Regions from separate parts of the Mus musculus genome. Here region 1 is linked to region 2. Evidence: chromatin contacts called from ENCODE Hi-C data. All regions are on one chromosome and are shown on one strand. Each heading gives the region's core, a stretch centred on a gene start or an enhancer-like site at or near the end of the contact. The rest is flanking DNA. Distances are from core to core; before and after follow the strand shown.

The links. Hi-C counts contacts between places; a loop is a spot of excess contacts on that map.
Region 1: a loop to region 2 is called in a map of T-helper 1 cell, with 4 times the contacts of the local background. The contact joins the promoter of Ncoa7 here to the promoter of Rnf146 in region 2. A Hi-C loop is called at or near these places in 4 of 37 maps with a recorded cell type or tissue (T-helper 1 cell, T-helper 17 cell, regulatory T cell and 1 more).

Annotation. Positions count from the first base shown.
Region 1 is chr10:30,799,870-30,804,739 of GRCm38, forward strand. Ncoa7 (nuclear receptor coactivator 7) reads right to left here and starts at 3,457. Exons shown (of 16, transcript NM_172495.6): 1 at 2,960-3,457.
Region 2 is chr10:29,358,826-29,363,950 of GRCm38, forward strand. It overlaps Rnf146 (ring finger protein 146), which reads right to left and starts at 3,617. Exons shown (of 4, transcript NM_001110197.1): 1 at 3,139-3,617; 2 at 2,460-2,520. It overlaps Gm30698, which reads left to right and starts at 2,571. Exons shown (of 2, transcript XM_030245425.1): 1 at 2,571-2,844; 2 at 2,879-3,798. The coding sequence starts at 2,571. The coding sequence ends at 3,684.

The DNA of each region.
Region 1 (4,870 bases), core at 2,207-4,706, 1.4 Mb after region 2:
TGTGGTGCATGTGGAGGCAGTGTTGCAGCTGGCTCTTGAGGCAAGCCTCAACATATGAGTCACCACACCCTAAAGATGCTACACTTCCATTCAGGACACTGGAGATTTTTAAAAATAAATAAATAAATTAGAAGCTGCATCCTTCTATAACAACAACAGCAACAACAAAAGCTCTCATTTGGTTGACTAATTTCAGAGCACACAGTCAAAGCACATCGTGAAAGTTCTCAAGTTCTAGGTATTAAACAAACAAGTAACTGTCCAGAAGTTAAAAGTAAGATGTCTGTAGGAGTCAGGGGTTGGGGTGGGGAATGATAGCTCAGCTGTCAAGAACTCTGGCAAAGAACCTGGGCTTAATCCCAAACCTCTACATAGTGGCTCACCACAGTTTAGAACTCTGGTCCCAGGAGATACGCCCTCTTCTGCCCTTTATATACACTGCATGCACATGGTGCACAGACTCATCTGCAGGCAAGACACCCACACACATATAAAAACATCATTTTAAAAGAAGTAAAAGGCATATCAGAACTACAGGCTCTCTTAGAAAATAGCAGGTTTTCCAGAACAAACAACACAAATGAATTACTCAATACCCTTGATTATAAGAAAGATTCTAAAATTGCCCCTATCTTTATTGGGCATGGCAGCCTGCTTTATTTTCATACATTATTCATACAAATTGGTTTAATCACACCTTCTCTTCCCACAATATCCTCTGGTCTTCCTACCTTTTATCTAAAAGTTTTTCTTCACCTATCTGAAACAATCCAACTAGATTAGAGAAGAAATAGTACTCTATATGATTTACCACTGTGTGAAAATAGGATTGTGGGTAATATTCTGGATAGTAAGGAAGATGATGCATGGAAATTAGGGTGGGAGAAGGAAAGAAAATGAGTTCCCTGATACATGTGCTAAGGAGAGAAGTTAATGATGGGGGTTGGAGAGATGCTGACTGCTCTTCCAGAGGTCCTGAGTTCAATTCCCAGCAACTACATGGTGGCTTACAACCATCTGGAATAGGATCTGATGCCCTCTTCTGGCATGTTTTAAGAGCAACAGTGTACTCACATAGATAAAAAATAAACAAACCTTTTTTTTTTCTTTTTAAAGAAGTTAATGATGACTCACTACATTATGTGACAGAAAAACAAATGCCAAAGCCCAAACCCTCACAGTGTAAATGGAAGGCAAACAGAAACGGATTTTTTGTTTTTGTTTTGTTTGTCTTTTTCTCCTAAACATTTTCAAGCAGAAAAGACACAGGATCATCTAAAAACCTCAATTTATAGAGAAAATAGCTAAAATGCCATTTCTAAGGTTGAAGATGTTGCTCAAATAGGATTAGCCCAATACATCAGAAGCCTCGAGTCTAATCTTGGATCTGGCTCCTAGCATCAAAAATAAATAAATAAATAAATAAATAAATAAATAAATAAATCTCTATCTATATGATATATATATGAGTTTACTTTGGAACCACAGACGCTTTTAAATGTTTTGTTTCCCTCTTTAGCTTTAACAATATATATATATATATATTAAAAATAAACCACAGCTCAACTTTAAAACAAGTTACCTGTTACTTATTAACCAGATCACTGCTCCTTCTGAAATAACTTAATAGATTTCTTTAAACATAAATTCTGCCTTCTAAATTGTTTTTTTAAAGTAAAATTGAAATGGTATTAATTGCTATAACACTGGAAAGTGGACACGAAGGGAACCTTAACAGAGCCTTGCTGTTGACGCCGGAAATGTCAATGAAAAATAACCAAGTTAGCCTGTTTATAGAAAGAAGCAATTATTTAAAATACAGTTAATTGCACTAGCAACAACAACAACAATCTTATACTATAATTTTAAATGGTTGGGTTATATACAATGTGTATCTTGAAATACAATTTCATTCATTCAACAAATAACCAACAAACAGCTATAAGGCATTCAACATTGGGGAATTAGAGAATGGGAAGAGAAGGGGGGGGTGGTCGAGGAGTAGCAGGGGGAAGAGGACCTGGTAATGATGGTGATTCTGTCCTCTTAGTATTTATATTGATTCAGTTAGCCAAAATCTTTAATCTGAAATAGTGCTTATAAAATTGGAGCTTACAATAACAATTTTTTCAAAATTCTAAACCTTATTGCTTAACGTAAAATCCAAAACGGCAGCCTGAGAGGAAACAATTTTATTAAAAGCCCTAATGTATTACTTTTATTTCAAGAACAGGAAAAAAAGACTCAACCAGATTCTCAGAAAAGCAAGGGTCAGCTCAGAGTTGAAGGCGAGGCCGGAGACAAGACTGCCTCTGCTGGCGCATCTTTCAGAGTCTCAACTCCCGACACCTGTATCAAACTTGCAGCTCTCAAACCCATTGGCTCCAGTCAGCTTTATCCTACGAGAACACGCCAGCCTCATCCATCACCTACCTAGGTAATCTGATTTCTAGAAAGACTTTCCTTAAACTGACACCCAAAATGTTAAAGTGTTTGCACCACTGACTTTATATACCACTCGGCTAGCTGTAAATTACACAAAAATTCATAACCACCCCTAAATACCTCTAAAACAACAACCGTGGTCGTCTACATTTTAGCAAAAAGAACAGGAAGAACGCATTTGCTGATCCTGTTTTTTAAAAATGCAATGACACAATCTACTTGAGCTCGAGAAAAAGGCAACGGTCTCCTTTCAAAGAAGCTCCGCGCCAACCTATCCTTCCAAGCTCTCCCAGCCCCCAACCGAGGGTCCCCTGATTGTTAGCGAGGAGGGTCCAGTGGCCCTGCGCCCCGGCTCGGCCTCGAACGTTCCAAGCAGAGCGTTTCGGGTCCCCCGGGGGCTGCGCCCAGCGCCATTAGTACACCTCGGCAGCCCAGGAGGGAGGCTCCGGTTCTTCCTGGCCGCAGCATCAGCAGCCGGTAGCCTTCAAGGCCTGGCCCCGCCTCGGCGACCTACCTACTGGGCGGGGGCGCGGGCTCCGCGGGTCTGGGCGAAGTGGTTCGGGAGCACGCATTTCTGGGAGCCGTGGCCTCTGCCGCTGGGCGCTGGGAAGCGCATCCTCCGGGGTGGGAGGAGGGGGAGGGCCGGGGAGGGGATCGCCCGCCGAGGAGGAGCTAAGGGAGGCGTCAGGCGCTGCGGGGTGCGCTCCTGAAGGGCTCCGGAGTGCCGATCTGGCCCGAGCAGCCGCCGCCGGGGTGCTCGAGGCCTCGCCCAGGTACCTGCAGCAGCACCCACGGTCAGGGCGCCGGGCGCGAGCTGGGCGGAAGGCGGGGAGCTGCGGTGGCGCGACGCCAGCCCGGCGCCCGCCTCTAGCTCCGCCCGACCCGGGGCGCGCGCTGCACTCGTCTGCTGCGGCTGGGACCCGGGAGCTCAGCCGACCGCCTTAGCGATGCGGGCTGCAGCTGCGACATCTTGCCTGCCCCGTGCGACCTCGGAGCCGCAGGCTGGACAGCCTCGAGGTGGCTCGGGCCCCCGAACCCTGGGCCCAGCGGCTCCGCCCCGGAGAGCTGCGCGCGCGGCCTCCGCAGGCCCCGGCCATTTGTGACGCTGTGATGGTCAGGCAGTCAGTGAACCGAGTACGGTCTGCTTACCTGGCCCCTAATCTTATCCCTTTTAGCTGGCTCCTGTCTGGATCTTGGAGGGAAGTTAGCGCTTATGGGCACATGTGGAGTTAGAGCCCTTGCTGGAGCCTTAAAGTCCTTTTACTTCACCTTCCAGCTCTAGGACTAGGGGCAACCATAAATTCATCCTCTGTCATTTCCAGCATTGCCTTTGGCAAAGAGGCCCACTGTCTTCTTCTGTCCCCGGTACAACATCCTATAAGCTGCCCAATTGTAAACCTTATAGCCAAGGCAATGCGATGTAGCAACGGGCAGTTCAGCTGGCTCTTGGCTGGGGCTGGAGAGCAGCTGAGTGGGAAGGTTTTTTTGTTTTTTCTTTTTTTTTTTGTATGAGCCCAGGGCCCTGTTTCTGTGAGCTTCCAACCTGTATTGGACGCTGTTCCCTTTACAGTCCAGTGGCTATAACTGCAAGATGACTCGGAGGATCTGATCGTGAAGATCACTCTTAAATACAGGAAGAAAAAAGTGTGTGTGTGACAGGTGTGTCCTAAGCCATCAACACACACAGTACATAGAGGCTTCCCCAGGTTGCTGCTGCTTCTTGGTACTGCCAGTCTCTCTGGAGGGTGGAGCAAAGCCCTTAGCAGCCATGACTCTGAGATTTCAGCAGCAGATGATGTTACATGGTCATGCAAATATGGAATCACTTCCTGGTTTTGCACTGACCATCTGTAAATTCTGACATCGGGTTTGCATGTTTATGCTTTGAGTAGGAGACACTTCTTTCTGTGTTCTTTACACCCCTTTTGGTATCAACCTTGAGTGCAGGCTCTGCTGCAGGTACTGTTCCCACCCTTTAACTCGGTCAGCACCCTTTTGTGCCTATGAACCCAAGGTTCTGACGAGAAATAAAATAGGCCTTGATTTCTTTTCTCTTAGGCAAAAGTATAACTGAGTATGTGTTCAAAGTGGTGACTTGCTGATAGAGTGTTCCCCAAGTTTTCCAATGCAATGCCAAACAATGACACTGTCTTCATTATCTCCCCTGGAAGTACATGATGGATCACATGCTAAGGATAGTTTGTCACTAAAGTGAAAGTCTGAATAGAATGGGGAGTTGTACTCAAATGGTTGGGATTGGGGGTGCTTCTAATTTAAAGATTCTTTGGTCATTCTTTTTTGTGACTGAGTATTGACTGATTCTTCTGAGTATTGACTGATTCATCTGAGTCTTGTCTTCACACAGAAATCGGAATTAGCATCGTCTACATCCCTCTTATCCAGAATAGTACCCATCAGTCAAATG
Region 2 (5,125 bases), core at 2,367-4,866:
TGTTCCTATTTTTAGTTCTCCTTCTTCCATGCATTTACTTACGTACTGCTTCTCTTTAATAAATAACAACTGTTCCTGCCTATTCACTTACCTATCTTGTCCATAAATATTTAATCTCTACAACTGGTTTGTACTTAAATATCAAAGCAAACAGAAACAAAGAAGTTTCGAAATAACCCATATAAATCTTTAAGAACACCTGCATTTTGGACCAGTCCATCCTTAGAACTGTTTTATTCCAGTTATACAAAAATCTTTGGTGCTCATAGACAAACTTTATCAAAGTATTCCATCAACAAAGCAGACTGCAGCTATCTGGGGATAACTTTACAAATGTAAGCAAGATGGAAACAATGTCTCTGTGAGGGCATTGTGCATATATTCTCTAAAACCTTGCAGGTTATGGTGACTTTTCCAATTTCTATATCTCACAGAATTTTCTAAGTTGAGACAAAATGGATTAATAGTCCATTAATCCAGCTACATTAAAAAAACTGAAAAATAGTCATATTTTATTACTTTAAAATTGTAACCACTGAAGAAATTTAAATCATAATTACTTGACTACATTAATACCTAATATAAATATTAGGGTTGATAATGTAAACAATTAGGATTAATTTTAAGCCAGCCAAACTTTTTAAAGATCCACCGTCCCTAGATAATAAACTTGAATAAAATATTGTTTCTTTAAGGAAAAAAAAAGGCGAATCAAAGAAAAAAGATGAACATATCACAATAGAAATAAAAATATAAATGTCAAATTATATACAGTTGGACATTTTCTGCTTATCCTATTTAAAGTTAAGGTGTAATGAAATAAGAGTTACTCAAACAGAATACACTATATAGAAAACATATCAATAGGGGGACTACAAACCTTATTATGTGTATCTGTTTACTTACATATGTCTCTATTATAAACACAAGAAAAATGAGTAGGGGTCAGATGGGATTTAACAAACACATCTTAAAACTTCTTAAGAAAGATTCCCAAATTCACAAGTATGTAACTGTTACAATGTGTCAATTTTTATACTTCATCATCAAATCAGTTTTAAAAGTCTAAGTTAAGCTTGGAAATAAGTGTTCTGTCAAAACCCAGTTCAGTTAAGTGGGGTTCCATACTTTTGAGGGATCTTCTTGCCTTGTGTATGACTGCCCTTAAGAAGCCCCATCCTGTGACTCTATTTACTTTTGTCTCCGTCCTTATACTTAAGTGTAAGGCTTTAAATTCCTTCTCTGCAAAGTGGGCGTTGTATTGATTTCATTAACTCATGAGATACAAATGTCAATTTATATTTATATGTAATACATGTATTCTCATCTAACAGATGTTTCAGGCTGGCAGACATTCTATAAATAAGAAAGTCCTCTTATTAACTGGTGAGTGACCTTTGCCAAGTTATCCCTATGCTTTTGTTACTTTGCTCTAGCCAGCCTCTGTAATTGGACAACTCCAAACATTTTAATTAGCAGGCCTTTAACAACAGGCTTTGTATTAACTAACTAGAAAGGTAAATGAGAGTATACAAAGAAGCAAAGGAAGCTGTAGACTAGTGTAAACAGTGTGTATGCTCAAAAAGACTGTTTCTAATCCACCCAGCAGTTACCCAAGTTCAGACTCTGTGATCAAGAAGGCAACCAAGCAAGGAGGTAGAAAAGACTCGGATCTTCCATCTCTCATACTGATAGGGAAATGTGATAAGTCCTTCAAACTCATATATGGCTGACAGAAAATATGTTTTAAACAGATGGATATGAAAAATTCTTCCTATTATTTTCTTCTTCAAAGTCAAGGAATCATGTTGGATCCAAAAAATAAAACAAAACAAACCCTCCAACAGTTTCAAAGTGGCACTTTTACTAAATGGCATGTCTCCTACAAAAAAAAAAAAATCATTTATGTTTGCATTCCTGTTATCTAATGAACAGTTATTTGGGACATTTCCCCATGACTACAATTCGACTCAGTTCTTAAACAGCACAAAACAGAAACTTTCAAACGTTTAATAACAGGGTTTTCATTCTTTCCCCATTACACACGCCCAATTAAGACATAAATAAACTCTATGATATCCAAGACCCAAGCAAACATATCCAAAACTCCATCTTTACTGTAGCAGTTACTCTTGAGTTTTCTCTAAAATGAGATTTACTTCACCTATTTTCAAGTGTTTCTACAGCTCCCAGACGCTTTTCACGCTCTGCTAGTATGTGTGGGTCGTTTTCTTAATTTGTTCTTTAATATGCCATGTTCTTTAAAAGTCTAATGATACAGATCATTTATTGTTATGTTCTACGCATTCAACTTCTATGACAATACGTGCCTTTCAATGCCCAAGCTCCAGGTGCACATCTAGTTTGCAAAAGAACACACACACACACACACACACATACACAGATAAAATGTAGTTGTCAGAATGCGTGTGCTAACTTACAGTGGGGAAACATCTTACCTAATTATAGAGGACGGTTCCATTTCCACATCCTCAAAAACAATGTCACATAGCCCTTTCTCTTTAAAAAAAAAAAAAAAAAAAAGTCCAGAAAATAAGACAGTGACAACAATGGGGATCCCGTGCGCTCTCAGATGGGGTGGAGGGTTAAGGAGAAAACTCCACATCCAGCAAGCAGAACAAAGCGACTGCCGGAGCTCTCAAGATGCACCCGGCTTGGGAGGCCCAACTGGTATCCCGACACCTCAGGCTGGTTTCGGGTTTGGGGAGCCATCAAAACAAGAACGCTCGGCGGCTTCCGCCAGCGCGAGGAGGAGGGGACGACTCCGGGCACTGGGCAAGACCCAGAGGCACAGCCGCGGCGGCGGCGGCGGCGGCAGGGCAGGCGGAAGATAGCATGCAGCCCGTGGCCGACTGAGGCCCGGTCGAGCCCGCTGGAGCTGCCCGCAGCCTGGCCTGCCTGCGCAGTAATGGCCGGGGCCGCGCCCGTCACAGTCCGGGCTGCGCCAGCTCGGCCTCCCTCCGCGCGCCCGTCCGGGCCGCGCTGGCCAAGGGCGTCCCCGTCCTACCGGCCCCCGACCCGCCGCCGCCCGCCGCGGACTCCGAGCGCCGCCTCGCAGCCAACGAAGCCGCAGTGCCCCGCCGAGGCCCGCAGCCCACGGCCCCCCGCGCTCCTCACCGGTCCGGCCCGGAGCCCACCTCTCGGCCGCCGCCGCAGCCACCTCGCAGTCTTTTCTCCTCCGCTTCGGAGCCCGCAGCGGACGGGGACGCGCGCGGCCGTCACGTGACCGCCCGGCGCTCAAGGGGCGGGGCCGCGCCGGCGGAAGCCACGCCCCCTCACCGTGATCCCGCGCGCGGCGGCCCTGGCTGGCGGTCCCCACGCTGGCTGCTGCTCTTCTCTGTCCCTTGCTGCGACCGGGCTGCTCCTTGTCCCTGTTCCGGTCCTCCCTCACCCTCTGCGTGGCGCATCTTGTGGCCTCCTGGTTCTGAACTGGTGGAGGTCCATCTAGGTGGCTTGTGGGAGGAAGCTAGACCTTCAGTACCAGGAAGAAGAGCCTTTCCAAAACTCAGCCTTGGGTCAAGTCCTATGTTTCCTTTGGCCGTGCCCTTGGAGAGACTACCGCTTGTTCCTTATACAAAAAAGGCACAAGAAAAGTCACGGCGTGGACTGGATGGTCCCCGAGATGCTCCAATTTATTCACCTCACAAATGGCCAGATATGTAATGGGAGAGGGGGTGTGCTGGGGTGTCTTTTAAACCCTAACAGCATAGGAAGCTAGAAGAAGAAATCGTCCCGCGAATCTAGAATAAATTTCATGGGTTAGTTTTATGGCAAGCATATGGTGTTACACATCAAAATCTAGTCCTTGTTCATTTTAACCGGCACATGATCTTTTTCAGAACAGTTTTCTCTACTTGAAGTTGCACAAAATGGACCAGAGAACCTTTTCACCTTTGAAAGTATTTCCGCATTCTGTAACTGTTTGCATTGTGCTTGCAACAATGTTGCATTTTGAGGTTACATCCACTGTTTGAATTCAGGACTGAAAAATGTACTGTGCACCTATTTATAGGGTTTCAAGGCCACTGATCCAAAGGAAGAGCTCATCTGCTTAACATTAATAGCTGTAAATCCAGAGCATGGGTTCGGGTTATTCATTCAGTTGTTATAGGAAATATTATATGAACTTTTATAGCCTGAAGAGAAAAGGTTGTACATCAATGTACGTTGAAAGGGATAAGACATTGAATAGGTGAGTCGATGTGAGCAAGCATGTGGGTCTATTTCATAGGCTTCAGATGTTAAAATATTCTTAATTTCAAAGGGATCTAGCGGTAGGAGGCTGATTCACCTTACTTGAGGATCTGGGTTCAATCCCTAGTACCATTGAGGGAAGGGGTTGGGGGGATTAAAAATGTTGATGGAAGCTACTGGCTAGCTAGGTTTCAACAGTGCATACCAAACAGTAACAAAGATGTTAGGCCAGAAGATACAGGAATTTGTAGCAAATGGTTACTGTGGCAACTATGGGCTATGGGGGAGGAGGGACACAAATATATGTTCTTGTATGCAGCATTCTCCTGGACCACTGTTAGAAAGTTTAGCCAGCCATTCAGTCCACAGGATCTTCCACACAATTGTGGCTTCTTTAGGGAAACAGGTACACTGTGTGTAAATGTCTCTTGGTATCAGCTATTTCAATACATTTTCTTCTAAGTAATACTATTTTTATAACTTTAATTAATGTACAGATATTGAGAAACATGCCATCTTAGCTTAGTTCCCTATCATGTCATTTTATTTTTAATTCCAGTGGTATACAATATATGTATATAATAGTAGCAAAGTAATAGCAAAATTTTGACCTGTTCTTCAAGATTCAAGTTTGAAGAAACAATAGCAGTAATACCAATACAATATTCTGAGAGGGCTCATCTACTCCCTACAATAATCCAATGTCATCCTTTGCTATTCCCATTTTACAGATCTAACACACAACTGGGGTTTGAATTCAGGTAGAGATTCTATGAAGATTTATTTCTGGGTTAGGAAATTTTCCATAAAGAAAGTCCTGTTTGAGAGAGCAAAAATCAGACAGATCATAAATATCTTGCCTAGCCCCTACGTCTATTAGGGAAAAGCTTTTTTATGTTGTCCTTCAGTC